6 separate regions of the Mus musculus genome follow, and all the other regions are linked to region 4. The links are chromatin loops, found by intact Hi-C in ENCODE. Cell type or tissue: heart. All regions are shown on one strand. Links, peaks and the distances in the headings refer to the core of each region. The heading gives the core; the rest is flanking DNA. Region 1 has its middle 62 kb from the start of Gm46582. Region 2 overlaps Camkmt (calmodulin-lysine N-methyltransferase). Region 3 has its middle 13 kb from the start of Six3. Region 4 overlaps Camkmt (calmodulin-lysine N-methyltransferase). Region 5 has its middle 21 kb from the start of Gm46582. Region 6 overlaps Srbd1 (S1 RNA binding domain 1).

Evidence for each region. Hi-C counts contacts between places; a loop is a spot of excess contacts. Peaks named below come from ENCODE experiments on the same cell type or tissue, not always from the same donor. Only the 100,000 strongest peaks of a DNase experiment are listed, where the experiment ranks them.
Region 1: a loop joins it to region 4, with 13 times the contacts of the local background. A loop is called at or near these places in 5 of 42 quality-filtered maps.
Region 2: a loop joins it to region 4, with 5 times the contacts of the local background. A loop is called at or near these places in 18 of 42 quality-filtered maps.
Region 3: it touches region 4 in a loop (9-fold over the local background); 34 of 42 quality-filtered maps call a loop at or near these places.
Region 5: it touches region 4 in a loop (9-fold over the local background); 20 of 42 quality-filtered maps call a loop at or near these places.
Region 6: it touches region 4 in a loop (4-fold over the local background); 5 of 42 quality-filtered maps call a loop at or near these places.

The regions. Positions count from the first base shown.
Region 1 is chr17:84,875,420-84,880,800 of GRCm38, forward strand. No RefSeq gene overlaps it. Among named protein-coding and RNA genes, the nearest start is that of Gm46582, 62 kb to the left of the region's middle. In heart, for the core only: a CTCF peak has its summit at 2,578 (motif pointing right); a DNase peak (open chromatin) is centred at 2,642; H3K4me3 peaks cover 551 bases; H3K27ac peaks cover 562 bases; H3K27me3 peaks cover 356 bases.
Region 2 is chr17:85,114,179-85,119,559 of GRCm38, forward strand. All of the region lies in intron 3 of Camkmt (calmodulin-lysine N-methyltransferase), which reads left to right. Among named protein-coding and RNA genes, the nearest start is that of Camkmt, 26 kb to the left of the region's middle. In heart, for the core only: a CTCF peak has its summit at 2,657 (motif pointing right); no DNase peak of the experiment used is centred there.
Region 3 is chr17:85,631,519-85,636,899 of GRCm38, forward strand. No RefSeq gene overlaps it. Among named protein-coding and RNA genes, the nearest start is that of Six3, 13 kb to the left of the region's middle. In heart, for the core only: a CTCF peak has its summit at 2,310 (motif pointing left); a DNase peak (open chromatin) is centred at 2,323; H3K27me3 peaks cover 2,369 bases.
Region 4 is chr17:85,186,971-85,192,351 of GRCm38, forward strand. All of the region lies in intron 3 of Camkmt (calmodulin-lysine N-methyltransferase), which reads left to right. Among named protein-coding and RNA genes, the nearest start is that of Gm36826, 32 kb to the left of the region's middle. In heart, for the core only: no CTCF peak of the experiment used is centred there; a DNase peak (open chromatin) is centred at 2,801; H3K4me3 peaks cover 451 bases.
Region 5 is chr17:84,834,757-84,840,137 of GRCm38, forward strand. No RefSeq gene overlaps it. Among named protein-coding and RNA genes, the nearest start is that of Gm46582, 21 kb to the left of the region's middle. In heart, for the core only: a CTCF peak has its summit at 3,168 (motif pointing right); no DNase peak of the experiment used is centred there.
Region 6 is chr17:86,060,629-86,066,009 of GRCm38, forward strand. The region is part of intron 14 of Srbd1 (S1 RNA binding domain 1); the gene reads right to left. Among named protein-coding and RNA genes, the nearest start is that of Srbd1, 82 kb to the right of the region's middle. In heart, for the core only: a CTCF peak has its summit at 3,072 (motif pointing left); no DNase peak of the experiment used is centred there.

The DNA of each region.
Region 1 (5,381 bases), core at 583-4,582, 310 kb before region 4:
GTCACTGAAGAGTTTCAAGGAGGGAAAGGTACATTTGGAAAAAAGAAACTGCTTCATGTTAGAATTCTTGGTTTTTTGCAGGTTGAATCTCCCATGACCTGTATTTAACCATCACACCCTCCAGTCTTCGTGTTTGACCTTCAGACCTCTAGGGAAGAAGCAGGAGGAAATGAGAAAAACAAAAGCCAGGTGTGGTGGCGCACGCCTTTAATCCCAGCACTTGGGAGGCAGAGGCAGGCGGATTTCTGAGTTCGAGGCCAGCCTGGTCTACAGAGTGAGTTCCAGGACATCCAGGGCTACACAGAGAAACCCTGTCTTGAAAAACAAAAACAAAAACAAGCCAACAACAAAAACTCCAAAACAAACAAACTGTCAAACAATGCTTGCAGTGGCGCGGCGGCAGCGTGGACTCCTTTAATCCCAGCGCTGGGGAGGCAGAGGCAGGCTGATCTCAGTGAGTTCTAGGCCAGCCTGATCCTCTGAAGAGCTAGTTCTAGGACAGCTAAGGCTACATAAAGAAACCCTGTCTTAAAAACACAAAGACAAAAACAAAAAGGTTGCAAACATAAGAAAGCCAGTCTCAAAAAAGTAAAATAAATCAGAAACAAAGAAATACAAAATATGCCAAACATCATTAAATGTTGCCAATTCCCTTCTTTCGTTAATTGACACAGAGACTTTCTATTGGTCCAGGCAAGCCTCCACCTCATATTCCTCCTGCTCAGCCTCCTGAATTCTGGGCAGACAGGTGTGCCCACCATGCCCAGCCTGATGGACTGCCAACTGGTGCATCCGAGCCTTCCTAGTAACATGAATTTGGCACAAGAAGTCCTATTGCTTCCTTCCAGCTTCCTCACAGTTTGTGAGTCATCCCCCACCTGTGAAGGAAGGGCCGTGAGAAGAGGGACACTGGTCCCTTCTGAGCTGTTCCATCCACGAAGCCCTTCACTCTCATGCTATCTATGAGATCCAGATGGAACAGTCACAGATGGTGGCTCCTCTGTTAACTTAGCCCTGATCCTCCATGACAATCCTCCATGGGACTTGGTTTGAATACACATTGTGTCCCATTGTAATAAGCCTCTGAGGTCAGGGGCACAGGTTAGATGCCGACAAATCTGCGTCTGTGAATCCACGAATACAGCGATGTAAGGATGCTATCACTCAAACCATTCACGCCTGGAAGGAAATCGGTTTACACCGTGGGGATTAAAGTTGCTTCTTTGGGGTGCCGGGGAAGGAACTTGGGGACCAGAGCATGCCACGCCCATGGTCTGCCACAACTGACATTGCCAGTGCAATTTGTTTCACTCTGGAAGAGGGGCTTACCATGTTGCTCAGGCTAGCCTAAGTGGTCAGATTGTGCTATCCTGCCTGGCTTAAAGTTCTTCTTTGAAAAAAATGAAAGTTAAAAAAAAAAAAAAAGAAACTAAGAAAGAAAAGAAAGTAAAAGAGCTGAGTGTGGTCACTGGGGCCTGCAATTCCAATCCTCAGTAGAGAGACTGAGATAGGTGTTCAAGGCCAACCTGGGTTACATAATGATTTCCAGGTTAGACCAGGCCAACAGAGTAAAACTGTCTCAAAAACAAAAGGAAGGCTGGAAAGAAGGAAGGAAGGGGGAGAGGGAAGCAAGTATAAAGGCTTTCATAATGCTATGTTTACTATTTTAACAACACACACAGTTATCTGCAATCCCTTCCTCCCTCTCTGCAGAACTACGCACAGCCATACTTGGCCATGGAACTTCACAGGGCTTCGTCAATAGGAGACTGTGTGTATCTCCCCCGCCCCACACATTAGATGATCTGAGGCTAAGAGCATCTTCTGATTTTGCCTGGGTTGACCTGGGCCTTGAACACTGAACCCTCAGAGATAGGACAAACTTTCTTTCTGGCTCCTTTGCAAGAACGGAACCACGCAGAGTCAGCCTGTGTGGGACCTTGAGCTTGGAGTCCTGCTTGCCTGGTCAGGGCATGGCAGACTTTCATGCCCACTAGCAAGGAAAGCATAGATGTTGTCCTCAGCCGCTGAGATTCTGAGGTGGTTGGTAAACATTCCGAGCAAATGGACTCATCTGAAAGTAAGCCAGTCTTGCTTTTGTTTTTATTACGTTAAAATTCACCCTTCATCTTCTTTTCGTGGACGGTCTTCTAAGGGAAATAGTGACGAGTTTCTGACCTTTTCTCAACCCCAGCACATTTCTGGGGCATCTCCCAGCATGCCGGTTGTGTAATGCAGAAAGCTGGGCAGCCTCTCTCTCACATTAGCCTGACAAGAAAATAAATTAGAACCATGATACTCCCTCCCACGCCAAAGTCCCAAGGAAGCCTGAAGCTGCACGGAAAATCAGGTGGCCTTTGTCATGAGCCAAGCCAGACCGCTAGCTCCATGTAGAGCCTGATTATTTATTTATTTATTTATTTATTTATTTATTTATTTATTTATTTATTTATTTATTTATTTTATCAAGATTGTCCCTCTATGAAGACCCTGTTCCCACACACATTTTAGTCCAAACGTTTTTATTTTTTAAACTAGCAAACAATTCGTGTGGCATTGACCACACTGCCCTCCAGGTGGCAGTAGAGAACCGCTGCCTGCCCAGCACACTGACGTCATCTTGTTTACCCGGTTCCGGGTCATTTTTAGATCTAAGATCACAGGATGTTAATCAGGCCAATGATTTCCCATTCGTTTGGCCGAAGGCCCTTCACATAGGCATTGGGACAAATATGGTGTCCTTTTTGATAAAGAAACTTTGCGGCGGGAAGTACTTAGTTGCAAACATTTGTAATTTCATTTTTAGAAGATGGAGAAAATTGTACATGGGTCTGTGCTGTGGCCATTTGTGGTTATTTTCATTTTGGAGCCGAAATGTGAGTGACCTTAACTGAAGAGAGATGAAAAACTACATATTACAGTGGCGACCCTTCTCAGAGGCTCAGGCATCTTTTTGCTTGTCTTCCCTTTATTTATATATTATTCAGCAAGAAAGCATTTAGGTTTTTAAATTTGGAGGGAAAAGGAAAGGAGCTAATTTAGTCTAGCTGTGTCTGATTCCCTAGGAGACACCCTGGAGTTTGGGTGTCAGGAGGCCCTTGCTGGCCACACCCAGGAGCCTCCACCCATCCTTTACCTTCAGTGAGTTTGTCTGTGACTGTTAAAGAAGCAAAAGAAACAAATCTCTCAAATGCTGGGCACTGTGTACCGACCTGTAATCCCAGCCACGCCGGAGGCTAAAGCCAGATCGGAAAATCAAAGTTTATATGGGCAAAAAAGAGAGTTCAAAACTGGCCTGCTCAACTTAGCAAGACTGTCTCAAAATGAAAAGTTTAAAAAATGAGGCAGAGACAGGAGGTGTCGGGGCACACCTTTAATCCTTGCAGAGGCAGGCCAATCTCTGTGAGTCTGAGGTTAGCATTGAGCATTGTCCACAGAATGAGTAGGGGGTTGGTGGGGCGGGAGGTGGAAATGGGATATAGTTCTAAGCCTGGGGTCCTAGGTTCAGTCCTTTATGTAGAAACAATAATAATAGTCAAACATGGTAGTGCATACCTGAAATTCCAGCGTCCTGAGTTGGAGGCTGAAGATTCAGAAGTCAAGGTCAATTTCTATTATATAGTGAGTTACAGATCAGCCTGGGCTAGATGAGACCCTGTCTTAAAACAGTAATAGCCATTAGTATTTAAAACGTAAATACGAATTCCTCAGCTGTGCAATCCTTTGCAAGAGTGCAGAAGCCGCTTAATCTGAAAAGAGAAAGCTCTGGGGTGTTAAAAATAACGAGCCTTTGGGTTTTTAAAAAGTTCCCGTCCCTCCTCTGCTTCGTCCTTTGACAAGCTGCTGCTATGACCACACAAAACCACCTCCCAGAGAGTCCAAAGTCCCTGCCTGGCGCAGTCTGCAGTCCACTGGAGTGATCACACCACCCTGAAGGGATGATGGGTGGCTTTCCTGCAGGCCGGAAGAGAAGGGATACGCAATTCAGTTGCCACGCCCATTTATTGAGCTCCGAATCTGACTCAACTCTTTGGCCCACAGTACAGCTTGTAAAAAGAGGAGAGATCCAGTTCCTGCCACCTTGGAACTTTGAGCCTATAAGGATTTATAGACGTGGAGTATTTTTTTGCTCCTTCCCCCCCCCCCCCTTCATGCATAAAACGAATGAGGGGTTGAGAGACCCAGCACAACAGAAGGGTGGACTGTGGGGCTTGGAAAACCGTTCACCTCCATTTTGCTTTTGTGTCTGCCTCCAAGTGATTAGGAGTTAGGGTTAGGGTTTGAACCAGGCAGAGACACACTCAGGCGGGTCTCTGTGAGTTCGAGGCCAGCCTGGTCTACAGGGCAGAGTTCCAGAACAACCAGGACCACAAAGAGAAACCAGTCTCAGAAAACAACAACAAACCAACTGACCGATCAACCAACCAACCAAACGGTGGTTTGGGGACCGGCCCTGGGAACAACAGAGCCCTATCGGTTCTCTGGAGGGTTCTCTGGAGCGTCAAGGGAAGTTGAGAGAAGAGAGGCGCTTCTTGCTCGAGCTGGTCAGCAAGGGCCACTGACTCTGCCAGAAATGCTAAGAGCCTGGGGCAGCTTCTGCACATTCTAGGTGTGGGTTCAAAGCAGCATTTAGACTCCGTTGGAGTTTCTACTTCTCTGACTAGCAAGAAGGGGAGGCATGGGTCCCCTTCCCACCAGTGAGCATCACTTTCTCTAAGGCTTGCTGGCAAGAGTCTGGCTTCGACTCAGGCTCCTCCTAAGCACTGGGAAGGGCAAATGGAGAGAGCGTCAACCGTGAAAACTTTTTTTATGGGTACTTGACATTTAAAAATGCGTTTGAAAAAAATGTTTTGTTGGCACTCTGTGGCAGAGTATATAGGCTTAGCTAGTGCAAGGCCCTGACTTTGAAAGGAAAGCTTTTTAATTGTTAATAACAGATGAACACAAATAACAACATGAGCCAAATGTTCAGCGTCATAAAGCACACAGCAGTCACTCTAGTAATGTGGTTTGCAGTCATAAGGAATGTCTGCCATCATGAGCAACGTCCACAGCACAGCAAGAACTTTTAAAGCCATGGGACAGTTACAGTCTCCAATGATAAGTGGGAATTCTTGACCAGTTTTGAGGCAAAAGACCTTTAGCCACCAGGCAAGCAATATTTGTTGAGCACATATGGTTGTGTGTAGAGAGTATAGGGCCCTAGCCCCAAACATTTACCTGAAAGAGACAGAAAGGAAGGAAGAAAAGAAAGGACATAGCATTTTTCAGTACCATATGCTCTGTGTTTTTACTGTAAGATAAAAATCCAGCAGGCTGGAGAGATGGCTCAGCAGTTAAAAGCACTAGTTGCTGTTGCAAGAGACCCAGGTTCAGTTCCC
Region 2 (5,381 bases), core at 453-4,452, 73 kb before region 4:
CCTGTTTCCCTCGCAACTTTCTCTGGAAGTTCACTTGTTCTGCTTGCTTTGCCTGCTGTGCTCTTCTGTTTTGGTACTGATTAAATCCACAGCACATTCTTTATGATGTCACTATACTTAAAATGCAGGTTTTCAATGACATGATAGAGGCTGTGTTATATTTTTGTCTAAGCCACTGATTAATTGGTGATTTATTTCTCTGCTGAGAACTTGACTTAAGCAATTCTAAAATAATGCCATATGATGACAGACATCAGCTAAGAACATGTACACATCACAGTTAAATAACATCTCATGATAAGAACTATGTGTGTCTTCTAAGTTGTTGTACAGGATACTTATCAAAACAATGAATCATTAGTAAAATATGACTGCTTCAAATTTTAAAATAACTAAATTTTTTTTCTAAGAGGAAACATCATAATTACTTATTGTCTATCCTATTATTATTATTATTATTACTATTGAGACAGGGTTTCTCTGTGTAGTCCTGGCTGTCCTGGAACTCACTCTGTAGACCAGGCTGGCCTCGACCTCAGAAATCTGCCTGTCTCTGCCTCCCAAGTTCTGGGATTAAAGGCGTGCGCCACCACTGCCCGGCTTTATTGTCTATTCTTAAATGATAAACTTTGCTGATAGTACTGTTTTACCAAATGGGTGGATTTTACTTGAGTAATGTATTATCATAGACATTACTTTTGTTCTATGTCCATATTTTCATTAGTTCTGGCTTGCATAGAAAAGTTATATTATTTGTCACTAAGGAATCTGTTACTGTAAAATATTTAGAATGGCATAGGTTTCTTTTGCATGGACTACCTTTCTTTTGTAGGCTACCTTTTAGCTTACACATGCTGGCCTTTAGTGAATTCTGACTTAGGTGTATATTGTAGTTTGGTTGGGAGCAAGGCAAGGACTGGCCAAGGGGTGCTATGGAGGTTGAGGACACTGCAGTAATGGGAAATATCATTAAGTCAGTCCTGTGTGCACACATTTACAACATGATCCTGCAATGTGAAATGGAGACTTTTACATTCAATAACATAAACCAAGTATTGTTTTCTTTGGTTTTTCTTTTTTTTTTGGGGTTTTTTTGTTTTTTTGTTTTTCGAGACAGGGTTTCTCTGTGTAGCCCTGGCTGTCCTGGAACTCACTTTGTAGACCAGGCTGGCCTCGAACTCAGAAATCCGCCTGCCTCTTAAAGGCGTGCGCCACCACGCCCAGCGTGTTTTTTGTTTTTTAAGTATTATTTTCTTGACTCACTATGAAGTAGGGCCACTAGCTGGCAGCACTGAATACAATAAAAAGTCTCGTAATGGTCCAAGGTATAACATAAATCACCGGCTCGTCCTTCTCTAACATCCTCTTCATCACCCACCCCCCTTAGCTGTCGCACTGACAAGTGAAAAAATCACGTGTCGAGGACGCCCTGCCCCCTCTGTCCTGTGTTGAGGACGCCGCCCCCTCCCCTCCTGTGTTGAGGACGCCCTTCCTTCTCTGTGTTGTTTGGTGGGGAACTTCAAAACAAGCTATGTCTGCACCTTAGGTGATTTGTGTTGTCTCTGTGAACTTGACTTCCATTCATTTTTAAAGACTGCATATAATTCGTGGACGCCATCGAACTCTCTATTCCTCGTAATTGATGCTCAGGAAGTGGAAGCTACTCTGTTGCTCCTGGTGCTTGGTGCTTTTCAAACTTGTTAAAAGGGCTTATAAGTATGCACAATTTATGTTGTTGAGGCTTATTGTAAAACAAACTTAAGTTAAAGGGAGACACCAAAAATTACTTTGATGTTTTAAAATGAATGATTTTGATTGAACTAAAAAGCCAGAAAGAATAGAAAAAAAAATAACAAAATAGTTTATTAAAATGTTTTATCATAATAGTCTTAAGAACCTGAAAATATTGTCAAGTGACAGATGTAGTAACAAAAACAAGGTGTCTTAAGACTTTTCTGTATATAACCTTTTGGCATGTGAGGGTCAGGGTGGTATGGGTGCTGTGTATGTGTGCTCATGTGGGTGGTTGTATATGTATATGCATGTGTGTGGAGGCCTGAGGCTGAGGTCAGCAGCCTTCCTCTGTTCTCTACCTACTCACAGAGGCAAGGTCTCTTGAGCTTGGCTGTGCAGCCAGGGTGGCTGCCCACTGCTCTAGGGAGAGTTAGACATGGCCACCACACCTCCCTGCCCTTTACATGGTCTTGCATGTGAGCCCAGGTGATTGTGTGGCCAGCGCTTCCTCCCCGAGTCATCTCCTGCTCCATATGTAACATTCTACTTCGTGGTGCAAATATTATATGTGGAGTGCCTGGTCCTTCATCTTCCCGCCAGTCTTTCTCCTGCTTCTCTTCTCTGCTGTTTGTTTCCTTTGTCTCCAGACCTTTCTGCGTCCACGTCATACATATGTATGCGGTTTATGTGACTAGATTTACTCTTAAATACGTGACGACATTTACTCTTTCGTTTATGAGGAACAGCTATTGAAATTCCACCTAATAGATAAATATATAAAGTCTCATCAAAGTGAATACTAGCTAAGTTTTTATATAATCATAAAATGCACATAGACAAAAAAGTAATTTTTCATTTGATACATAAGTTTGATTGGATTTTATTAGTGTTGCTAGGCTGAGTTTGTTTGTGGCAAGCCCAGCAGAGGGCGCCACAAGCATAATTCTGTTTCAGAGCACAGTGTAAAGCCAGGAATACCTGTAAGCGTTCATTGTATAAACATTTAAAGACTTGTTTATATGCTTCCAACCGATTTATTTCTAATATATTCAATATATTTGCCAATCATTAAAGATAAAAAGCTTTTCTTATCTTTGAATTTATTTTGTTTTTGTTTGAATGCTGAAATGTAAGTTTTCCTCTCTCTAGCCTTAGGTTCTGATCTTCTGACCCTGATGGGGCTTGAAGTGGTGCTCTGGAATGTCAGTTCCTATAGATCTGGTGTGATAGTGTGCAAAGGATATTTACAGTGAGGAGTGAAGCTCCTGATGGTAGAGATGATGAGCCCAGCGCTTAGGTTCTTCAGGTTATTATTACTTAATAACAGAAACAATAATTCAAACATCTTAGAGTCATCAGATTCTGCTGCTAGGCCCAGTGAGTGCACTCCCGATGCAGTGGAGCCATCCATCCCAAATGGAAAACCAAGCCATGGTTATGCTCAGTTGCGCTTGGCGAGAGTTCCAGAATTTCCAAAACTATGTGGAAGAGTCTTCCTAATTTTGGGGAATAATTGAAATATCTAATTATTTATTTCCTCTTATATTGGAAAAGAAAATATTTTTATACTTGCTTTTGTTATTTATATTTTGTTTGTAAACCTTAAAATGGTTTATAAATCTTGAGATGTATTTTACTATTTGGCTTCTTATCAGTGATATAAGAAGAAATTAAGCGAGATTTCATGGGCTGGCTATGGGATAGCTTGCTGACATTTCACAAGGACCAAGGTTAGTTGCAGAAAGAATCAAACGTGTCACGGAGAGTTAATCACTCCTGCACACGGACTTATTTACTGCTTTAGGACCCAACATTCTGCTTTGTGGAAAGCAGACTCTTTTAAAGTCAAGCGTCCTATGAATAGGCTTACCTGCTCTGTTCTCACTTCTCGAGAACAGCCTTCCTGAGATGCCCGAGCTGCTCTGCAGAGGGAATGTGTGTGCTCCTGCCCCATGGCGCCTAGAAAGAGATGCCATTGTGTGAGCTAGGAAAAAGTGTAAGTCAGCAGCCTTCATCTCCAGTGAGGGCCACTTCTGCCGATCCCTGGGGAGGGGAGCCCCGAGCCCCTGTCTGACAGTGCCGCATGGATTCCTGCTTTGTTCTTCCTGGGGCAGACTCCCCTTTCCTGCTAGGCCCCTTGACTTCCGCTCAGAGAAGCCCACCGTGCTGTTTCCCTAAAGTGGTCTCTTTCTTCTACTGAGATGACCTTTTTATTTTGGAGACAGGGTGTTTCTGAGTAGTTCTGGCTGACCTGGCAATCACCAGGTAGAACATGCTGGCCTTGCTTCTCAAGCCCTCCTCCTCCTGCCTCCTCACTTCTGGGATCTGAGGCCTGCACCACCATGTTCCGCCCAAGATGGTTTATGAAGATGTGATTCTTCTCACCTTAGTTGATAACAAATTTGGTTATCATAGCGTCTATTACAGTTATTTGGTATTTACAATATCCCCTGTATATTTGGAAATAGAATAGTTTCCCTTACATTTTTTTAAAGTGTACTATGTTTTCATAGCCTGAACAGATAAGTCAATATTTCTCATATAATTTATTGCATATACACAGAACATATATACCACATGGGTAATATATAAAATAATAATAGTAATATTGATTATATTATCATATTATTGTATTATATTAATAATATTAATATAGTATTATTATTATAGTTAATAATAGTACAGCACTAATGAGGAATATAGAAATAATGAAAATTCAGAAACAATTCTATTAATGTAGACACATAAAATATGTATATTAATATATGCCTGTTATTTGTAATGTATATAAGCCAGTAGTTGTTATATATCATTGCAATATTTTAGTGTCAACCAGAATCTTTGGCTAATGCTGTAGCTTCATCTTGGAGACTATATTAGTAAAACCCCTCTTGCTGTTTCTTCCAAGTTTCTGCCTCTTGTGTCTGGGTTCTGATAGGACCCCGTGATTGGCACATGTCTCACAGCCTCTTCCTTCTCCATCCTTGACCTGTGACAGTGGTGATCTTCCCCTCCGGGAATGCTTGGGCACAGTGAGCGTGTGACGAATCCAGCTCTAGTCTTTCCCTGATTCTCTCTACTTGTCTGCTGTAGGATCTGCTTTAGGGTGTGCCCAAGACTGGTATCTTTTACACTAGTAATCAAGTGTTACTAGAGGAAAGCTGCTTTTTAAGATTTTTATATATTCATTTCCACCTACCTTAGAGAAACTGAAGGGAAAATTATGGAAATATAGCCTATATTTTTAGATTTCCCATGACGTCATTATTTTGTCATGTAGAGTGTATGCTATGTGCAGAATCCCAACACTTCAGAATGTCAAGTTGACTTAAAAATGTTTTCTTAAATAGAGTTATGTTTTATATAGTTATGTGTACTTATATACAGGAGACCTATAGAGACCTGTACTGCATATGTGACATACATGTGCATTGCATGCATGTAACACATTACAAAGCATGTGTGTGAAATGTACATTGTATTGGTAAATTGTCATGGGAGGGGCTGGTCCTCCGCTTCAGAGCTCAGCCCCTTGTTCAGGGTGGGCTGGATCCCTAACTCCATGGCCGTGAGGGAAGAGAAAAGCAAGACAGCTCAAGAGTAAACACTGAGCCCTCGAGAGGAGTTAGAAGGCGAGCTGTTTCCAA
Region 3 (5,381 bases), core at 652-4,651, 440 kb after region 4:
TAGAGTGTCATGGCCCCTGCCTGCCCTCACCTCCTCTGCACCCTGGCCAGGTCCAGCTGAGACAGATCAGGGGGATGGAAAGCGGTGACTCCAGGTTGCAGCCACAACTACCTACCTCTTTCTGGATGTTTCTGAACCTAAGAGGCTTTGATTAGAAGTGAAGATCTGGTGAAACTAAGAAAAAGAAAGAACAATGACTTGACCACTGTCACACAGCTGCCCTTACACACTCCATGTCCCAACCCCAGTCTTTCTTCCTAGGGTTACCAGTAGCCCAGTAAACAGATTTCTAAGATCCTTTGCTGGCACTTAAGACAAGTAAATTTGAAAGCAAGAGCGAATAGGTCAGGGAGTGTCTTGCCCCAAGCACTTTACTCATGTTGAGGGGGAATGTAGCCCTGCAAGAGACTGGCTACTACACACCTATTTAGGACTTGATGTTTCAAGAGCCCCCAGCAAGGGGCTAAAAGCAGCCATTCCTACTAAGGCCCTAGCTCACTGGAGCTGGCTCCACTCGTAGAGAGGACAGACCTTGGCTTGATGTGTTGGAGTACCCCAGTGGGCTGAACTCAATAGTGTATGAAGTGGATATGTGTGATCCTGATTCGTGTTGCGTGAGTAAGGTAAATATGCATTTTACTCAGGGGACACACCCACATACAGGTGTGCCTAGGATTTCATTCAACAGCACGTAGGCTGGGCATCCGGCTCAGTCTACAAATATCACCTACGTTCTGTAAGAACCGAGAGAGGAGGGCCAAGTGAGATTCAGGCTTACCTTCAAGGTGGAAGGGACAGTTGAGAAAACAGGTGCACACAGGATGCACGGGGATGGAGAGGGGAAAGGACAACATTGATCCAGACAAATGGATTGGACTCAGTGGAGGGATTCCAGGCAGGCATCGTGAGGCCTCGGGTGTGGATGGAGCAGTGGCTCCAGGAGGAGCAGCGTGGCAGGACTGGTTCCTGGTGACTGTAGGGAGTTGCCCATGGGGTGTGGAGAAGCTGACAGTTGAGTCAGTGGGAAGGTCACATGAGGTTAGGTACAAGGTTCCAGCAAGCTATGTTGTCTTGACCCCATATCCACTGAGCAGCCAAAACAGCCTTAGTGAAAGCTCAAAGGACCATCCTCAGAGGTTGTCACTGGTTTGCGGGCTTATGGCTTATAATGCAATGGTCCTGGGTCTCTACTCCCTGTGACTTCAAGAAATATGGAGAGTGACAGCTCCCCCTGCCCCCATAAGTTGGCCTGAGGGGAGTGTTGACAAGCCACCTCCTACCCAGAGTAAGACTCCTCAGTGGGTCTATTTCCATGACCACTCATTCTGCCTTAATTCCACTGTGCAGGGACATCCTGGAGGAGGTGCTTGGATGGGCACTCCGGAGGGGCGTCCTCAGTCACTGAGGTGGCTGACTAGGCTAGTGCAGTAAGTAATTAGGAGTATGGCTCCTGCCAAGGGCTAGAGGGTCAGAGGTGGGTCGGAGGTGGGGCAGGAAACTCAGGACTTACCAGACTCCCAGCAACCTAGGAGAATCTGGGTCTGAGCTCGGCCCAGCTTCTGTACACCCAGCTTTCTGCAAACTGTTTCTCAGCCTGGCTGACTGCATCCAGGGATAGAGAAGGCCCAGGGCCCAGTCTTTCTGGTTTGTAGCCACAAGAATTTCAGAAAGACTTTCTAGAAGGCAGCAACCCTTCACTGGAAGTGTAGGTTTAGAGAACATGTTATGAAGTAAGGGTGGTTTTGAATCCCAGAGTGGACAGAAGTTGAACCCAAGTTTCTGGGTTTTTTACTCTGAGGTTTCCACTGTACCCCGGGGTCTCCTGGCCCGACACTCAGTTGTCACCTTCCGAAGCTAACTCCTTGTAATTGTCCAGCGTCCATGTCCTGAGAGAGAGTGGGGCAGAGGCAGAGAGAGAGAGAGAGAGAGAGAGATCAAAGGAACAATTATTTAGGCGGCTCAGCTTCCAGTGTCATTCTCAGGAATGGAAAGAAGCAACTGGGAAAGGGTGAAGGCAGGCCTGGATGCTGCCAGAGTCCAATACCTGACACCAAAAAAGGACCAGAGGAGACAGGAGACTGGATGGGTTTCCTGGAGATGGGAAGACAGGGAGAGCCCAGAGGGGTGCAGGTTTGGAGAGAAGGAGTTTCCATATAATATTTGAACTTTTATTATCTGGAGACCCGAAAAAACGAGTTTTCCCTATATCTCAAGGAACATCCAAAAAAAAAAAAAAAAAAAAAGTTCCCAGGGCTCTCAGTCCTTCTCCGGGTCTGGATGGATGCCTGAACATTAGCGGGTTTTTGCTGCCACCTCGCGGCCGTGGCGAGAGATGTCTGAGCTGGTTGCCGCGGTGAGGGGGATGCAAGTTACTCCTCACCCAGATTCTTGTAAACTGTTTTATTTTACACACACACGCACACACACACACACACACACACACACACACACACACACACACACACACACACACTCGGGTTAAAATAACTTGCGAAACACTAAGCTTTGCTTTAATAAGACTTTCTGCCCTGGCGTGTGCAACTTGGGTCCCCCTTTCTAGCGCTTACCTCTGCCTGTAAGCAGCACTCTGATGCTTCTTTCTCCCACACTGCGGCTCTCTTCCTCAGTGATTGTCTGGAGGGAAGCCATCACTGCTTGCTGAATGCTGGACTCTATGGTACACGCAAGGGGTCAGCTGATGGCATCCCAGACCTTTGCCCAAAAGCAACACCAGAGTTATCATTTAAAGTACTGAAGCCTGGAACTGACCCTGTGCCAGGTTCAGGACTGACCCTGTGCTACAGCTCTCCATACCCAAATATCGCTGGGAGAGAGCCAGAATCCCAAGAGTACTAACATGCCTGTGAGCACAGGTAAGACCACCACTTCTGCTCAAATTCCTGGCCCAAGTCTAGAGCCATCAGGACACAGGAAGTAAGGAACAGCTGGGGACAGGATTCTCCCGGTTTCTGTCTGCACCCTGGAGCTGACCCTGTGCCACAGCTCTCCATACACAAATTCCTCCCAGAAAGAGTTGGTCTCCCAGGAGCACCGACACAAAGGCTTGCAGGAAGGACAAGCCACAGTCAGAGACAGCAAGACCAGCTAACATCAGAGATAACCAGATGGCAAGAGGCAAGGACAAGATCATAAGCAACAGAAACCAAGGCTACTTGGCATCATCAGAACCCAGTTCTCCCACCACAGTGAGCTGGATACCCCAACACACCAGAAAAGCAAGAAACTGATTTAAAATCACATCTCATCATGATGATAGAGAACATTAAAAAGGGCATAAATAACTCAATTAAAGAAATACAGGAGAACAATGCTAAACAGGTAGAAGCCCTTAAAGAGGAAACACAAAAACCCTGAAAGAATTACAGGAAAACACAACCAAACAGTTGAAGCAATTGAACAAAACCATCCAGGATCTAAAAATGGAAGTAGAAACAATAAATAAATCACAAAGGGAGATAGAAAACCTAGGAAAGAAATCAAGAACCATAGATGCCAACAGAATACAAGAGATAAATGAGAGGAGAATCTCAGGTGCAGAAGATTTCATGGAAAACATGAACAAAACAATCAAAGACAATGCAAAATGCAAAAAGCTCCTAACTCAAAACATCCAGGAAATCCAGGACACAATGAGAAGACCAAACCTAAGGATAATACATATAGATGAGAATGAAGATTATCAACTTAAAGGGCCAGTAAATATCTTCAACACAATTATAGAAGAAAACTTCCCTAACCTAAAGAAAGAGATGCCCATGAACATACAAGAAGCCTACAGAACTCCAAAATAGACTGGACCAGAAAAGAAATTCCACCAGTCACATAATACTCAAGACATCAAATGCACAAAACAAATAATATTAAAAGCAGTAAGGGGAAAAGGTCAAGTAACATATAAGGCAGACCTATCAGAATTACACCAGGCTTCTCACCAGAGACTATGAAAGCCAGAAGATCCTGGGCAGATGTCATACAGACCCGAAGAGAACACAAATGCCAGCCCAGGCTATTATACCCAACAAAACTCTCAATCACCATAGATGGAGAAACCAAAGTATTCCATGACAAAACCAAATTTACACAACATCTTTCCACAAATCCAACCCTACAAAGGATAATAGATGGAAAATACCAACACAAGGAGGAAAACTATACCCTAGAAAAATCAAGAAAGTAACTTTTCAACAAACCCAAAAGAAGATAGCCACACAAACATAAAAATAACATAAAAAAATGTCAGGAAGCACCAATCACTATTCCTTAATATCTCTTAATGTCAATGGATTCAATTCCCCAACAAGAAGACATAAACTAACAGACTGGCTATGTAAACAGGACCCAGAATTTTGCTGAAAAGATCTTTACCAGTCCTGCATCTGACAGAAGGCTAAATATCCAATACATACAAAGAACTCAAAAAGTTAGACTCCAGAGAGACAAATAACCCTATTTAAAAAATGGGGAACAGGGCTGGTGAGATGGCTCAGTGGGTAAGAGCACCCGACTGTTCTTCCGAAGGTCCAGAGTTCAAATCCCAGCAACCACATGGTGGCTCACAACCATCTGTAACAAGATCTGACCCCCTCTTCTGGAGTGTCTGAAGACAGCTACAGTGTACTTACTTACATATAATAAATAAATAAATCTTTAAAAAAATGGGGAACAGAGATAAACAGAGAATTCTCATCTGAGGAAACTCAAATGGCTGAGGAGCACCTAAAGAATTGTTCAACAACCTTAGTCATCATGGAAATGCAAATCAAAATGACCCTGAGATTCCACCTCACACCAGTCAGAATGGCTAAGATCAAAAACTCAGGTGACAGCAGATGCTGGCAAGGATGTGGAGAAAGAGGAACACTCCTCCATTGTTAGTGGGATTGTAAGCTGGTACAACCACTCTGGAAATCAGTCTGGCAGTTCCTCAGAAAATTGGACACAGTACTACCTGAGGACTCAGCTATACCACTTCTGGGCATATACCCAGAAGATGCTCCAACATATAACAAGGACACATGCTCCACTATTTTCATAGCAGCCTTATTTATAATGGTCAGAAGCTGGAAACAACCCCAGATGTCCTGCAACAGAGGAATAGGTACAGAAAATGTAGTCATTGACACAATGGAATACTACTCAGCCATTACAAACAGCGACTTCATGATATTCTTAGGCAAATGGATGGAACTTGAAGCTGGGCAGTGGTTGTGCACGCCTTTAATCCCAGCACTTGGGAGGCAGAGGCAGGCAGATTTCTGAGTTTGAAGCCAGCCTGGTCTACAAAGTGAGTTCCAGGACAGCCAGGGCTATACAGAGAAACCCTGTCTCAAAAAACAAACAAACAAACAAACAAACACAAA
Region 4 (5,381 bases), core at 861-4,860:
AGCATTTAATAGCATATCGCATTAGCATTAGCTTAACAATATATAAGCATATAGCAATATCATATAGCATTAGCTTAACACTGCCATGCTGTATTCACTTAAAGAGTTAATAAATCTTATTAAAATATTATTTAAATTTTAAAGAAAATGGAGGCTTGAAAGATAAATCTTAGTAAACATTAGAACATATCATCTTGAGTGAAAAGTATAGAGTGTGTCTTATTTGAAAAAAAGTAGTAGTTTTCACATCTAGGTAAGAGTAGGTAGAAATCTGAAAGGAACAACTGGTCTACCCCAAGAAAAGCTAGAGACAGTGTATATTACAGGCATGCCTCCCCCAGAGGAAGAGGCCAGCCAGGAACCATTAGAAAAGGGAGCTTCATTAAAGCCAAAACAGAACCCTGTCCTATCTCATTGCCTCATCACTTAAGAATGTCCTGGAGAGAGATAATGTGTGACTGTTGGTAGAGATCCACCTGCTTGTTTTCCTGTGCGTCCCTTCAGATCAAAGCTAGCATGTCCTTTGAAACCTTTCTTTTGTTTCTTATTATATAGCATGCAGTACCTGAAACACTATTGCTTTGGATTTTGATACGAAACAAGACGAATCACTGTTTGAGAGAAAAGAATGGGGGTTACCTTGCTTGATTTAAAGAAAAGATTTCTTGGTAATATGTTTAAGACATCTAAGATGCCTTTTGTCCTTGGAGCAGCTCTGCAGTTCGGTGCTTGAGTCGATATTGCAATTTAATACTGCACCTACAAAGAAAATTACAGTTTTTAAACTGTTTATTCCAAGTGCTTTCAAAATGAAGACACTACAAAAGTGGTAAAAGTGTGCTGTTGAAAAAAATGAAGTAGAAGATTATTAATTCCTTAAAGATCAAGCATATTGCAAATTCAAATGATCCCACTCATTATCAACATGGGGTCTCTCTACAGGTTTGCATATTATAATATGTTCTTAAAATGGGATACATAATGACTTTGTAGATCAACTATTTATATTTCGTAGCAGCTGAATCCCTTTCTTGCTGTGAAATATGTTCATTTTATTGTGATAATATGAATGCATAGGAAGGCAATAAAGGAAATGTTAAATCGTGCTTCATTCAGGTTTTAAAAGAACCCTGTCCATTTTAAAGACTTTCGAGTAACTTAATTTTAAAAAGAAATTGTTTTGTGAAAAGATGCTTGAAAGCGTGTGTTCCATGTAGCAGGTCATCAATGTCTTTTTGAAACTTTTAAGACACTTCAGTGTGTGTGTGTGTGTGTGTGTAGGGTGCACATGCACCATTGCAGGTGTGTGAAAGTCGGAGAATCACTTGAGGGAACCGGTTCTCTTTCCTGCTACGTGGGATTGAATCCGGGCTGTCAGGCTTGGCGGCTGGCTAGCACCTTCTCCCAGCGAATCACCTCACTGACCCAGAGCTTTCTTTGAAATTAAATGATTTCCATGATTGGTCACTAGAAATCTCTAGTTTGTAGCCCACTGAGCTGGTGGCTTTGGACGTGTCTTATAATTTCTCTCTCTGTCCTTTACCTCATCTGTAAGATGGAGGTAATGTTCCATACAGTGTGTAAAGGGTCAGTGCTTGCACATAGAAGGTACCTAGCATAGAGCATAGGGTGGGTACTAACTATAGCATAGTGGTTATGGTCTGAGGGACCTACTACTTAGCAAGTTTTCATGCAGTTATATCAAAGGGAGTCTAAGTGTATGCATGGCATGGCACATGCAAGGAGGTGTGTGTGCATGCATGCATGCGTATGTGTGTGTGTGCGCATGGTGTTAGCCGTTACTAGCTTTTGCCATTTTCTGTAGTAATGGGTAATGGTTCACTACTCCATGAGGATGGTGTTTCTAACGGCACAACGGGCAGTATTCATTTCTGATACAGGCAGACTGAATGTCTGCTACCTGTTACAATGGTTTCTGCTTTGTTTATAATCTTTATTATGTTTTCTTTTGGAGATAGTGAAACCCTTTGTTTCTGTCCTTATTTATAACACTACATAGCTAACATTTAAAATGCTTTATATCTTTGACAATTACAAAACTGTTGGCTATTTTAGTAGACACAGGAGACAGTCAAAGGGAAGTGTCACTTGATGGTTACGATGAAAAGATAAAAGTGAACTCCTTTTCTTTTTAAAGAAAATTATGCCAGCATCTTCAACCCGTGTTGCTACTATTCAAGGTTTGAGTTTACGGTTCCATACAGTAAGTAAGTATATACTCTTGTTCTTAGGATGTGTAAAGTTACAAGAAACCTCATGAAAAGGCCAACTCTGTCATCACTATCCCAGAGGAATGAATTCTGGAAAAAAGGCGGTAGTTTGGGTAACTGGCATTTTGCACTTTCCTAAACCTTCCCCACCACCAGGCCCCGCCCCCGCACCCCCACTCCCGCTCCCGCCCCTTGCCGCGAGTCTCTGCAGAATACCTGTCTTTTCTGGTCTGGTTGGTGCAGAATGGCTGAGTGAGAGCAGATTAGCAATTTGAGCTAGACTTTGTGAGTCTGTTGTTTATCGTCATGAATTTTGCAGAGTTCAAGGAGGTGTTTTTTTTTTTTTTTTTAAATCCTCCCTATCACAAATCACCTAGCAGCTAGATTCAAGCGGAAGTTGGAGTTTATTTTACAAAACATGAAAAAGCTTTTAAACCAACGTCTTTGAGGTAAATCTGTAGCCAAAGTGAGGCCACCTGCTGTTTAGAAAAGTGCTTACACGCTCAGGACATTTCTGTCCCCAGTGGAGGAGCTCGCCGAGTAAAAGACTGCCATTGCAGATCCTGCCCGACAGGTGGCAGCAGTTCCCACAGTTTCAGAGCATAACAATAGCTGGCTCTGTGGCTCCAAGAATAAAGCTGTCATGAACTCATGGGATCTTTATACAGTAAGGGCTCTTCTTTGAAATGTGATACATGAGAAAATTACCATTAGTTTTTAGTTCCCCTTTTAAGGTTTAAGTAGCTTATCTTTTTTTTTCTTTTTGTAAGTTCCATTTTGTATTTGAAATCCTGCCCCCAAACAAGTGTTAACAGCCACTGCTTTTTTTTCTTTTCTTTTTTTTTTTTTTTTTTTTTTTTTTTGTGGTCTTGTATTATAAAGTCTGAGTCTTTGGGTTATCTAAGGGAAAGCTATGCTGCTAACTTCTGTCTCCCTTTTCTTCCCCCCTCCCCGTGCCCTAATTACAAGAATAATCCATTGTTAATTTTGACTGCTGCTGCGGTCTCCGAGAAGGAAATCCTAGCTGCTGTCTGTGCGAGCCTAATTTCCCTGTGCTCAGGAGTTGAGTGGTTAATGGTTTAACAGCGCCATTCACCTTCTAGGAGGCTTTGAACCAAATCGTAGCACCTCTGAGAGACTGATTTTGCAACTGTCTATAAAAAGAAGGGTTTTTGAATAATGCCTGGGGCAGCTTCTGATCCTCTGATAGCCGGCAGCAGCATACCTTTTGGTACACACAGACGCTTCCCCTGTCCGAAATGCCTTGTAGGTGTGGGGAGTGTGGGCTGCTTGTCCATTTTAATGGTAAAAGTGACTACCTAAAATGTATTCCCTGGTAATTGTCTTAATTCATAGAGGTACATTCTTAAGTGAACTCGTCTTTTTAATTCAAATCAAAATAGAATTAAGCCTACCTTCGAAAATGTTTTTTTTCCCAGAAATTCTGTAGCAACCACTGTCTTATTATTCAAATTAATCATCCAGAAACCTTAATGTGATAATTTATTCAAGTTAATATGAAAATCTGAGGATTTTATTTTTTTTAATTTAGAAAAGACTAGGCATTATTTATTTATCCATCTGTCTGCCTGTCCGTCCTCCAGCCATCTACCATGTAGAGATGGTAACAGTGGCCCGTTGTGTGCAGTTCATGAGCATCTTTGTGCATTTTGAAGGGAGTATCTCGAGCTGTTACTGTTTGGAGCTCATTGATTTTTTTTTTTTTTAATCTGTCACCTACATTTTTTTTTGAACTTTGCAGAATTATAGGTTCTTAGAGCGAATCTATTTCTATTAAGTAAGTATAGCATTGAACTATTTCAAATGAAAACATACATCTTCCTGAGCACTATCCACATCCACAGAAATGCATATGTTTAGTTCTGATAGATAAAGGGAATGTGGGATTTCATGTTGTAAAACATTGTTATTCCTTAAGAACAAGGTACATGCCTAAACTTGCCTATCATCTATAGACCGCAGCAGTTAGTCAACGCCTCAGAACAGCATAGGGTGATGTTCCAGTCAGAATCAGGCTCTACTGCCCTATCCACCCAGCGTGTATAAAAGGATGGTAATAAAAGCAAAGACGTTTCCTAAGAATCTCACATGCTCTAAACTGCTACATCTAAATAGTTATTAAGTAGCATTGTCTGCAACTTGAAAAATAGTGGTTTTTAAAGTAACTACTATGAGCAAGAGTATAAGTAAGTTTCTTTTTACTTGAATACTTTTCATGGTAAATATTGATAAAAATGTTTTTGAAGGAATAATGACAATTTAATAATATGAATTTTGGTCCTTGATGGATTTTGGCCAGGGTTGGGGGCGTATTTAAATAGCTAACCCCCAAGCCCGTCTTTGGAAGCTGGGCTCCCTAGGCTATCTGCAACCGTTCCTCTGTGCTTTAGAGATGTCCCACTCACCGGAGACCCAACATGCCGCAGCACAACCCCGTGGTTTCTTCTTTGTGGTGCTCTTTTAGAACATTATGTGAAAGTAATTTCAGTTCCTGTTAAACTGTGAGCATATTCAGGTAACCATCTTGTTCTAGCATGTAATTTTTAGAAGTATTTTTAGAAAAATGCTAAATGTCCTTTGGTGAGCCTACATGACTATTTAACAGCGATTCCCTAATGGCTAAGTTGATGTTTATCTTTGAAAGTAAAATCATTTTGATGAATGAAAGGCTTTTAATGAGTCTCATAACCTCTGAGAGCTTGGAGTTGATCCTGACACTTGTATGGACATTTAAAAATTAAAGTACAATGTATCATAAGGATTGAAAAAGAAATCAAGGTATTTGACTTAATTTAGCCTTATTTAAATCCATTCTAGAAAGTGCCATTCTTTGTAATTAAGATTTTTGCCGGTCTATTTAAAAATGAGTTTGCAGGTTATTTCCCCAAATTTAACCATCCTAAACTTTAGTCTTAATCAAGTATTATGTAAAAAATGTTCACAGAAAGGTTGGTGTTGGAGAGGCCAGGTTAGGATGAGCACCTTTGAGAGGGGAATTGGCCAGCTGGGACAAGTGTGGTAGACTGATTGGGAGAGAGCCAAGGGGAGGTACATACAGTGTGTGGTAGCGTGGGTCCAAGGAAACCAGGGAGACAATAAACCCATGACTCTAAGGAATGGGTGGGGAAT
Region 5 (5,381 bases), core at 928-4,927, 350 kb before region 4:
AAACAAAGTCAGCAAAGTGGCTTGGAGGGCGAAGGTGCTGTGTCGCCAAGCTTGACCGCTCGGGTTCCATCCCAAGACCCGTGTCGTGGAGGAGAAAACAGACTCCTACAACTTGCCCTCTTGCCCTTCAGACACAGGCATGCGTGCAAATAAAAATTCATATGATATTTGGGTCATGCTCACAGTAAAATATTATTTCTGTTGAAACTCAAGTTTAACATGGACCCCCCATATTTAACCTGGCACCCCTACTTGGGGACCACATAAATGAGTGACCCATTGGTCAGGCTGTGATCACCTAGGCAGCATGCTCGCTTGGCAGGACATCAAGATAATGTTTCCTTAGATAGGTGCTCGAGGGATGTGTCAGAGGGATGATCAAAGCCCAGACCCTCCCCCCCCCCCCCAGTACCTTTGGGCCCTCTGTAAGGAAAGCTTTCCTAGGCCTGTAGCCACGTGCGTGTTTCATCCTGAGAAGAACTAGAAACAGACACAGTCAATTTCTCTTGCTGGGATTTAAAAGAAAGTCATCCATGCCCCATTCCTTGAGGAGGCTGCTGTTTACCTGGCTTCTGTTGCTACCACGGTTGTTCACTGAGGGAGCCAGGGCAGAAACTGGCAGAAAACAGAAGAATGTTGCTTACCGCATTTCCCCCCATGGGCTCGGTCATCTCAACTTTCCTATACATTCTGGGACCGTCTGCCCAGGGGCGGCAACACCCACTGTGGGCTAGGCCCTTTTGCCTGAGTCATTAATCAAGAAAAGATCCCACAGACGTGCCAATCTAATGCAGGTAGATTGCCCTATGGAAGGTCCGACTTACGAGGTATGTCCGAATTTTTGGCAAGTTGACAAAACCTAAAGAGCACAAGTATCCTTAACAGTTTTTTTTTCCTGTCCACTGGCAGAAAGATGAACCGGAACAGAAACCCTGGGCTCAGAGATAAGGAAAGCGCAAGTCTAGAATGACAACCATCTAAGAGGCCCTGTGCTGTCGATTGAGTCCGGCCACCGTTACACACGCAAGTGTTCTTCAGCACACAGCTGGATATGACAGCCCAAAGCTTGGGAGGCTGATGATGGAAGGGATTGGCTTTGGAGAAGATGAGAGTTCCGAGTCAAGTGCAAGATGGCTCAGAGGGTAAAGGGCCTGTTGCCAGGCTTGACCATGTGAGTGCTAACCCTGAGACCCATTCGGTGGCCGACGGGAACTGAGGATTATGGACAAGAAAGCCAAATGCTACCTTTTCCCTTTTGACATTTTCTTTTCTGACTCAACCTTAAACTTTACCCACGAGTTAACAGAAACGATCCCGAGGCACTGTAACAATGTTTAAAAGCTTTACTGCCAGACATTGCTATTCAATGAGACTGATGTTTTTCTTGTTGGATTTTGTAGTGCTGCTGATGGAACCCGAAGCCTTAGACATGCTAAGCAAGCACTCCAACACTAAGACGCACCTTTGTCCCTAAACTCATTATACTTCATCCTTAGCTGGGAGGTGGATATGTCCTTGAGTCCTATGGGTATTTGTACATTTGTACATTTTCTGTGGCTATTCTAGAGTGTGACTTTATATAAATGTGAATATACATGTGCGTGTGTGTGTGTGTATAATATCATGTATATATAATATCATATATATTTATAATATCATGTACACACACACACACACACACACACACACACACACACACCTCCTTACGTAGCCAGGCTGGCTTCCAATGCTCTATGTAGTGAGGATGACCTTGACCTTGGATGACCTTGACCTTCTGACCCTGCTGTCTCCACCATGATGACTTTATAGGCATGCCTGGTTTATGCAGCACTCAGACTGAATCCAGGTCTTCACACATGCATCTCCAGACCCTATGTGTGTGATTTTATATGTGCATCCATAGGTCTACAAGCACACAGGTTATCTGTTCCTCAGAGTTCTGTTGTATGCACTATACGTGTAATTAATTATACGCGACTGTGCACGTATATCATGGGCAATGCTAATCATTTTGCTTAATTAGTGTACAGTCCCTAGAACTGCCAAGAAACAGTTTTCTCAGTGTCTCTCATATAGAAACCTCTGGGTTTGTTTTGGAAATTGCATTATTTTCAAAAAGATTTGACAAATATATGTATGTATGTATATGTGTTTAATGTAATATATATGTGCTGGTGCCCAAGGAAGTCAGAGAGGGCATTTGCTCTTCTGGAGGTCAAGTCAAAGGCAGTTACAAGCTCAGATAAAGATGAAGGCAGTGTGCATGCTGGAAACTAACAAGCTTTCGGCTCTAGGAGAAAGAAACCCAAGTGAGGCTCCATGCTCAAGAACTGAGTGAGGTCAGAGCTCCAGCTTTGGAGGGGCCTCTTTTTGTTCTTACCACTCCCAACCTTGAGGTCACCTTGGCCTGGGGCTCTGCAGAGGCCATTTGTAGGTTTGCTCAAAGGACTAACTGTCTGCACCTCTGGCCCCTTTGTCTTGTCTGTCTCCGTGTGTGCTCTCATGCTAGCTGCACACGGATGCTGCCCTGGGATGAGCCTTGGCCCGCTTCCCTCCTTCAGGTGCTCTCTGTAGACAAGCAGGGACAGATGCCCAGGATCTCTCTTACTATCAACCCCTTCCCAACTCTGGAGTTCGCTCCATAGGAGACCCAGTAGCCAGCACCCACTTGGTTCTGAAGGCCACAACTTGGAAAGATACTGAGCTGTGTGGAAAACTGCCTTGGCTAATCAAACAAACCATTCTTTGTCATAAAAGACAGGCATGCACAGGGATGGTTTCAGAAATGCTCATTGCCAAGGGGAAGAAGGGTTTAAACTCTGTAAAAATGCACTTCAGTCAGGTTCCATGGAATCCGTTATTAAAAACAAAAGAACACCAATTTGGATGGCCATGAAGAGGCTAGAACACAAACAAGTGTGTATGCATGTGTGGGGTGGGGTGGGAGGGGTGTCAATGAATTGTTTATTTCTCTCAAAGTAATCATCTGCCCTTAAATTGTTAGAAGCTTTTGGAAAAATCTGTGACTGTTTATTGATTATATTTCTTTGTATTTCCAACAATAATCATTCTGTCTGTAATGACTTTTCACCATTTCTTAGCAGCAAGCCCATCCAGAAGTTGAGGAGTGGCCCTGTGCCACAACAGCTTACCGGCACTTGTGTGGGCAAGATGTGAACACTAGATGGCAGCCTTGCCTTCTAGATGAGCGTTATTTTTCTAGCCTGAAGTCCTGGGCAGGCTGTGTGTGTCCGAGTATTACCCAAGTCCCAACAGATTCTCACAGGTGAAACCTACACACATACACACACACACCCCACCTCTGTGACAGGTCCCTGGGGGGAGGGGAGAGGTCTGGTTTGGGGTGTATTTTGTAGGATGTCTGCTTTCATCTTCACCATCTCCTGCACCCCTATGTGCTTTTCCAGGTCAGGATCTCAGTTTGGGAGCTCACGAGCCCCAGATGGATGTACGCACATTGCAGACAGACACCGCTCCTGTACTCTGATTTCAGTGTAAGCCAATGATGGGACTGTTACCCTTAAAAAGTTCATCCTCAGAAGCCTGAGGTGCGGATGTTCTTGGACTGAGACTGTGTTTGAAGACAGAGCCTTTAGTTGAAGAAGCCGTAAGGGTGGTCCAACCCACGTGCTTACACAAGGAGAGATTTCTGACACAGAAAAGGACACTAGGGGGGCTGAGGAGATCGCTCAGGGGGTTGAGCAGTTTCTGTGAAAGTGTGAAGACTGGATCTCCAAAACCCATGCCAAATCCACAAGGAATAGTATCCCACCATGATCCCAGGATGAGACACAGAGACAGGGAGTCCCCCATCTTCTGTGCCAACCCTCAACAAGCTGGCCAATAAGACTAGCCTAAGCAACCAGCTGTGGGCAAAGCAAGAGGCCCAGCCTCAATATGTAAGGTAGAGACGTTAGAGAGGAACCTTAGGTCTCCACACTTGAGTGTGTGTGGACACACAAACACACACATACACACCCACACACACACACACACACACACACACACACACACACACACACAGCTGAAGAAGCTTGGTTCTGATGGCAGCAGCAATGGGCAGAGACACTTAACTAGCAAGCCACAAAGACAGACCAGCAAACAGCATGGTCTTTCCTCGGATCCCTTCTACCTGGGGTGCAACAGAAGGCACTGTACCCACTAGGTTTGGATCTTACCACATTAGTTCTCCCAGAAAATACCTCCCAGGCCCACCTGGAGAAGATGTATCTTTTAGGTGATTCAGATCCAGTCAAGTTGACAGTCAAGAGTAACCATCAAACAGGGAAATAGACGCAGAAGACACCAAGCCTACTGATAGCGTGACCTTGGACTTCCAGGCTCCAGAACTGAGGCAGGACCATTGCTAAAGGTGCCCTGTCTGTGGCATCTCTACCTGATGGTTATGACATGATAGCGATATAAACATATCTGGCATATGCTCACAATATAATAAACATGATATACCATGGGACGCTCTTTTGTCAGCATACCCAGCATCTCCGGGAATCCTCTTTGGCTGGATAGTAATGCACACATGCCTCTGGTCCCTGCTCTTCCCGGGTAGATAGAAAGGACAGGGGAAAGAGAGGCTTGCAGAAAAGAGACATGCTCACAGTTGGTTGTGGTGTGAGCTGCCCTTCCATGTTCCTTCTAGGAAAACAAGTTCAAATTTGATGAAGAGGCTGATCCAGGTCTCTGGAGTGCTTGCTACTAAAGCCGACCTCCCCAAGATGTTAGCAGGACCTTGACAGCCTAAAGGCCATCACGTCAATGTAAAGCTTGCTTGTGTAAGAGAGAAAGCAACAAAAGAGGCTGCTTTTTAGAGACTAGATTAGAGCCAGGTGCCTGTGTAAAAACTGTGAGACCGGGGGGGGGGGGGGGGGGGCTACTGGCAGAGGGTGGGGGGCAGCAAAAGGAGGGACAGGACAGAGTGGGCAGTGGAGATGACAGAGAAGATGAAACTCTGAAGCAAAAAAGCGCACCTCAGGTAACGTATACATCCCCTGGGAATGCGCTGCTGAGGGGGAAGCTGCTTCCTCTGTCACATTAAGTCGCAGGAAGTTGTCTTTTGAAAGCAGACTGAAAGTAATGTATTTTCTCTAAGGTGGAATGAAGTGGAAATTTCTGGTTTCTTCGGGAACTCAGTTATGTCATATGACGTTTCGAAAGGAAGTTTTGCTGAAGCAGGCACAAGAGGACTCTTGATGTTTAGAAAGAATATAAGTATGACCCCGAGCCGGGTGTGGTGGCACACGCCTTTAATCCCAGCACTCGGGAGGCAGAGACAGGCGGATTTCTGAGTTCGAGGCCAGCCTGGTCTACAAAGTGAGTTCCAGAACAGTCAGGGCTACACAGAG
Region 6 (5,381 bases), core at 867-4,866, 870 kb after region 4:
CCTATTCCTGTTCCAAGTTCAAGGGAAGCCACTCAGCAGGACCCATGTCAGATTAATCAGGCACTTTCTGTTTAGTGGCAGTCTCCCAGCCAACGGCAGGGAACTATGCTGATGGCCTGTAAAATCCAGGGATATGAAGAAAACAACGTCGAGCTTTGTGAAAGCAGCATCTGCAAAGATGTACAGAGCATTATATTTAAAAAGCAAGTTTCTCTCCAGTATTCTAACCTTAATATAACAATCTGATTACTGTGTTTATCTGAACATAAAGCCAACAGGAGTAATCAGAACTTATTATTTGGGGCCATTTTAAGTGATAAAGTTGTAAGTGATAAAGTTGTAAGTGATAAAGTTGTAAATGAACTAATGTTTTGAGACGCTCAGAGAATAAAGACGCTCCTTCTAAACTATACAGCTAAGACAACACCTAAATGGAGATGTCTGACATACTGCACTTGTAAAAGGCTGATTACAGAAGCTGACGTGGAGTTCCACTTCCTCATATCTACGTGCTAGTATATTGAGTCTCAAGAAATAAATAGGTAATTTTAGAAACATTTTACCTAAACACGATTTTGGGGTTGTCTGTAACTCTTTAAGTAAAACAAAAACAAAAACAAAACAAAACAAAAACAAAAACAAAAACAAAAAAATAAGCTACACCCTCATAACCTAAAAAGTCAAATACCTACAATATAGAAACAATTATTTTCAACTCACTAAAAAATAATCCCCAAAACTCTCTCAATAAAAATGCTATTTTTAATCCTCAAATAAAACCCAATAATGTTGCTTATATAAAATACATCATAAATAAATAACTGATTTTTTTTTTAAAGAGATACTTCGATTACAGAAGTGAAATCTCTCAGCTCTCACACGGACAGACTGTATGTTGATAAAGCCTTTTCGGCTAGTTTTGTAAGTACTTGTCATAGTGACTGGGAAACTAGGAGAACAGGGTGCCTTCTGCTTTCTTTTTTACAAAAGATGAAACAGTGAGATTCTCTGCATAAGAAAACCTAGGTCTGCCTTGTTTGTTGGTTTTTCTGGAAAGTACAAACAGTTCCCACATTCACTTGAAAGGCCATAAAGCGTCTTCTCTATCCATTCTCCAAATACGAAAATAGCTTTGCTGTTTCCTCTAATTTTAAAATAAATTACTTCCTTCCTTATGTTGATGGGAGAATTTAATTAAGAAATAATTTGCTTAAATAAAAATATAGTGACTGAGATTTAAAAACAAAAAGAAGCAAAACCAAAAAAATCAAAAAGCAACTGCAAGGGCAGAATTCTTCCATTAACACAGACTGGTGTGCTTCTAATTCTTCCTAAGAATGTAATTCCTTCCTTTTGCCTTCCTAAAATATATGTATTACACCTCTGCTACCCTAAAAAGCTACATTCCACTCAAGTCTTCAAAATAACTTTTTAAACATAGTTCTTGCAACTTTTCAGGCTGGAAACATTCATAGAGAAACTGTCCTCTCATCTCAGTATTAGGAAACATGAAGTCTTTGATTCTTGTGCCTTCTCCTGGACTCTTTTCCAGCTGTTTGTCTGGTCTAACTTCAGCGGGTCAGTTTTTATTTCATCTTATTCTATTCTGTTTACTGTATTATTATCCTTTAAGAGAAACTAACAACACACACAGCAACTCCCTGCTCTGCCCGTGAGTTAGTCTGTTATGAAGTATGAATGAATATTGGCTTATATCTCAAGAACAGGTAATAAACCTAAAATTCAAATTCCACAAACAGAAGAGTCTCAAGGATTGGATGTTAAGGAATACAACCAAGCTCTCTTAAATCTGTATTTAGTAGAGTTTACCATTTCAGAGCATTCTCAATCCTTCTGAATAGGAGGGTTACCAAGCTGGGCGTGGCAGTTACGCCTCCACCTCCAGCGTTGGGGGCGGGGGCTGAGAGGTAGCAAGATCACAAGTCAGTCCAGGCTATAGAGAGACCCTGACTCAAGAACCAAACGAGAAACCAACCAGTAACAAAAACAGAAGTGATCTGTTGATGATCTTTGTATTTAACTACAAAGCTTGGTGGTAAAATAAAAATTCGAGCAAAAGTTACAAAAGCTACCCTTTCTTCCCGATCTAGAAATATATTTTTAGCGTTAATATGAAATAAATATAAAACAACACAGAGAAATAAATTTTGGTTAAGAAGGGACCAAAAGTAATTGGAAATCCAAATGCCTATCATTAAAGAGTCAATGAATGGAAAACCAGCTTGTGAATCAAAATTATCATCCTAAGAGATTTTGATTTCATGTAAAATATTCAAGATAAATTAAGAGAAAAAACTAACAAAACTGTATGACCATAATAAGTTTACCTTCAAAATAAATGTGTAAACAAAGATAATTGTTTCATATAATATGTGAGTAACTTAAACAAAAAGTATTCCTTTTATTTTCTGCAATACCCAAGTCATATTTATTTGTAATTTAAAAAACACTTCAAATTTAAGTATAATTGCTAACTGATAAGGTACTCTACTATTAAACAATAGTTAATATTTTGAAATGTACCCAGTTATAAATTATTCTATTTTGACTTAAAATCTGGGCAGGCATATTTTGTTGGTAATGTCCTCTGAACATCACCTTTAGATTACTGTAAACATGGTGTTTTTGTGGCTACTTAAAAGGATGCAGAAACCTCACACTGTCAGTTTTACACACAGGCCAATGCATCAAGACAACTTTTACAGGAAAGACAAGTTGCATGGCCCTAAGTTTCCATCACTAATATATTGTCCGTGGTCAACTGGCTCAACTGGTGTGAACCCATTTCAAAGCATGCCAGGAAGGTCAGCAAGGAAAGGAAGGAAGGAAGGAAGAAAGAAGGAAAGAGGGGGGGGGAATGGAAGGAGGGACAGAGCTGGGGGGAGGGAGGAAGGGAGGGGGAGGGAAGGAGAGAGAGAGAGAGAGAGAGAGAGAGAGAGAGAGAGAGAGAGAGCGCACATTGCCTCTGCATTGCAGCTGCATTTGCCTTTACGTGTGTAGCTCTAGCACCATCTGGTGGCAGGCAGGCAGGCAGGCTGGGAACAACTCCTCAGTCAGCAGTTGGGGAAAGTCCCAGCACTATTCCAAACAATGACCATTTATTTTCCTGAGAACACCATCAGCAATGGTGCAGTTACCACGCAGAGGATCCACTACAAGCCTGGGAGGCTTAGAGTGGACATGCGGGAGACCTCCACGCACTCCCACATGGATATCCTATCAGTTGCCTAGAGAGCAATTTCAACAGAACCAAGTTCCCCTGGCTAATTTTCCCACAATTTCACAGCACTGTAGATGAAAAGAACACTTTATAAGCACAAAAGACGCCTTAAAGGGGCAGATCCAAATCAACAAGTGTCAAGCAGAACTTGAACTTGGAGTCTGAGGTTCCTAATAGCACTAGCAACAAATTTTCTCATGCTATTAACAAACAAAATATAGTAAAAACAAAAAAACAAAGCAAACAAACTGGCACTCTCCTCATGCCTGTCTTCCCAATGGGCAGTGGGGGCAAAGGCACAGGAGTTCAATGTTTGCCTTGTCAATATTATAAACTGGAGCCATGTCTACGCTACCTGAGGCTCTGTCTTTGAAGAACTGGAGACTGGGTGAAGCAGGCAGGAGCACCTGCTACTCATCCAGAGAATGGAGTGAAGTTCCCAGTACCCAACAGTTCCAGGGCACCTGGAGCTAGACATGACACCAACACACATGAATAAAAATAAAATCTATATTTTTAAAAAGAATCAAACAACAACAAAAAAGCCTGCATTTAAGCAAAGAACCTGCCTCAGAGTATCACAGGCTATGTCACCTGATGTCTCAATGTGTTAAAACAGCATACGGACCTCGACTGCTATCAAAATACCTCTATTTTGATACCAGTAGAGGTATTCTGACAACTCTACTGGATTCAAAGACTGATACCATGAGTAAAAACGTCCTCTGAGGTATAAACAACTGCAATGGGAGGGGCAAAGACAGAAAGCCCTACCTTTCCTTCTGTGTGCCTTCCACAAGAAGTACAGCAATTCTTTTCCCACACCTTTATCCTCTTTCATTTTGAAAAATTTTTCATCCCCACTCCACCTATGTATGAGACCAACTTAAAATTACTATAAAAAGCACATGGCTCCACTAAGGACGCCACAGAGCCAGCCATACGGTGAGGCAAAGGCCCTGCTAAATGCAGGACAGGAGAAGCAGCTCAGCTCCAGAGTCATCACTGACATGAGACAGAAACGTGGTACATGACGCAGGACGCCCTGAGCTTGCGGGGGCTTCAAGTCTATCATCTGAACGTTTGTCACCAGTACTCTGAAATGCATGGACCTGAAAACACGTCATCCTACTCCCAAGTTCCCCCGCCTCCCAACAACGGAAAGTTTAATGATCCCCTTGATTAACAGTTAACTCTAAAACAGAAACTTCTTATGTACTCAATTTGTACCTGCTCATGATAAAATATTAGCTGCATTTTCTTATTCCAATTTGATTTTAATTTACAGAGACATGGATTTGAATTGAGAAGTCTGCTTCATTCATTTTACTTGTTTAAACCTTTAAATATACCTTGTTGAATTTGTTTGTTGCTATGATACAACACCCACCCAGTCAAAAGCAACTAAAGAGCTTGCTGTGGTTCTCATTTGGGGAATACTGGCCCTCATGAAGGGTTAAGTCCTGGCAGCAATAGAAGCAGTCTGCTGCATTGCATCAACGGTCTGGAGGCAGAAAGGGGGAATAGAAATGCTGGGCTAGCTTCCATGTAGTCCAGGACGCAAGCCCAGGGAACCACGTCTTCACACATCAACCTCATTAAGATAACCCTTCACAGAGGTGCCCAGAGGCACATCTCCTAGGTGACTCTAGACGATTCAACCTGACAGTTTACCATCACCGCATGAAGGAAAATCTGTCTAGTAATAAGCATGCTAAAATCATTCTCAATGAAACTTATTCCAAATTTTCTTTATTGTATAGCCAGACTTCAAAAACTCAGAATCTTAGACAGAGAGAACATGGTATTCTGACACCCCACTAAGAGCTCGATAACTTACTGCTGAGTAGTATGAGCTCGAGCTTAAACAGTAAAAGCAAACCACTAAACAAATGATTGAGAGCGAGTCACAAAGTCAGAGAGGGCGACTGAGGGGGAAATTTAATTTAGAAGACAAGGAGAGAGTATAGGTGGTTAGTCCAGCAGTCTCAGCACTGGGCAGGCTGAGCAGGGAATCAAGAGTGAGAATGAGGCCAGCCTGGCCTATAGCTGACCATGTCTGAAAAACAAAGAACACACCAAGTAGGGACGTACTGCAAGAGAGAGAAGGTTAGATACAGAGGAAGAGAGTTTGCAACAA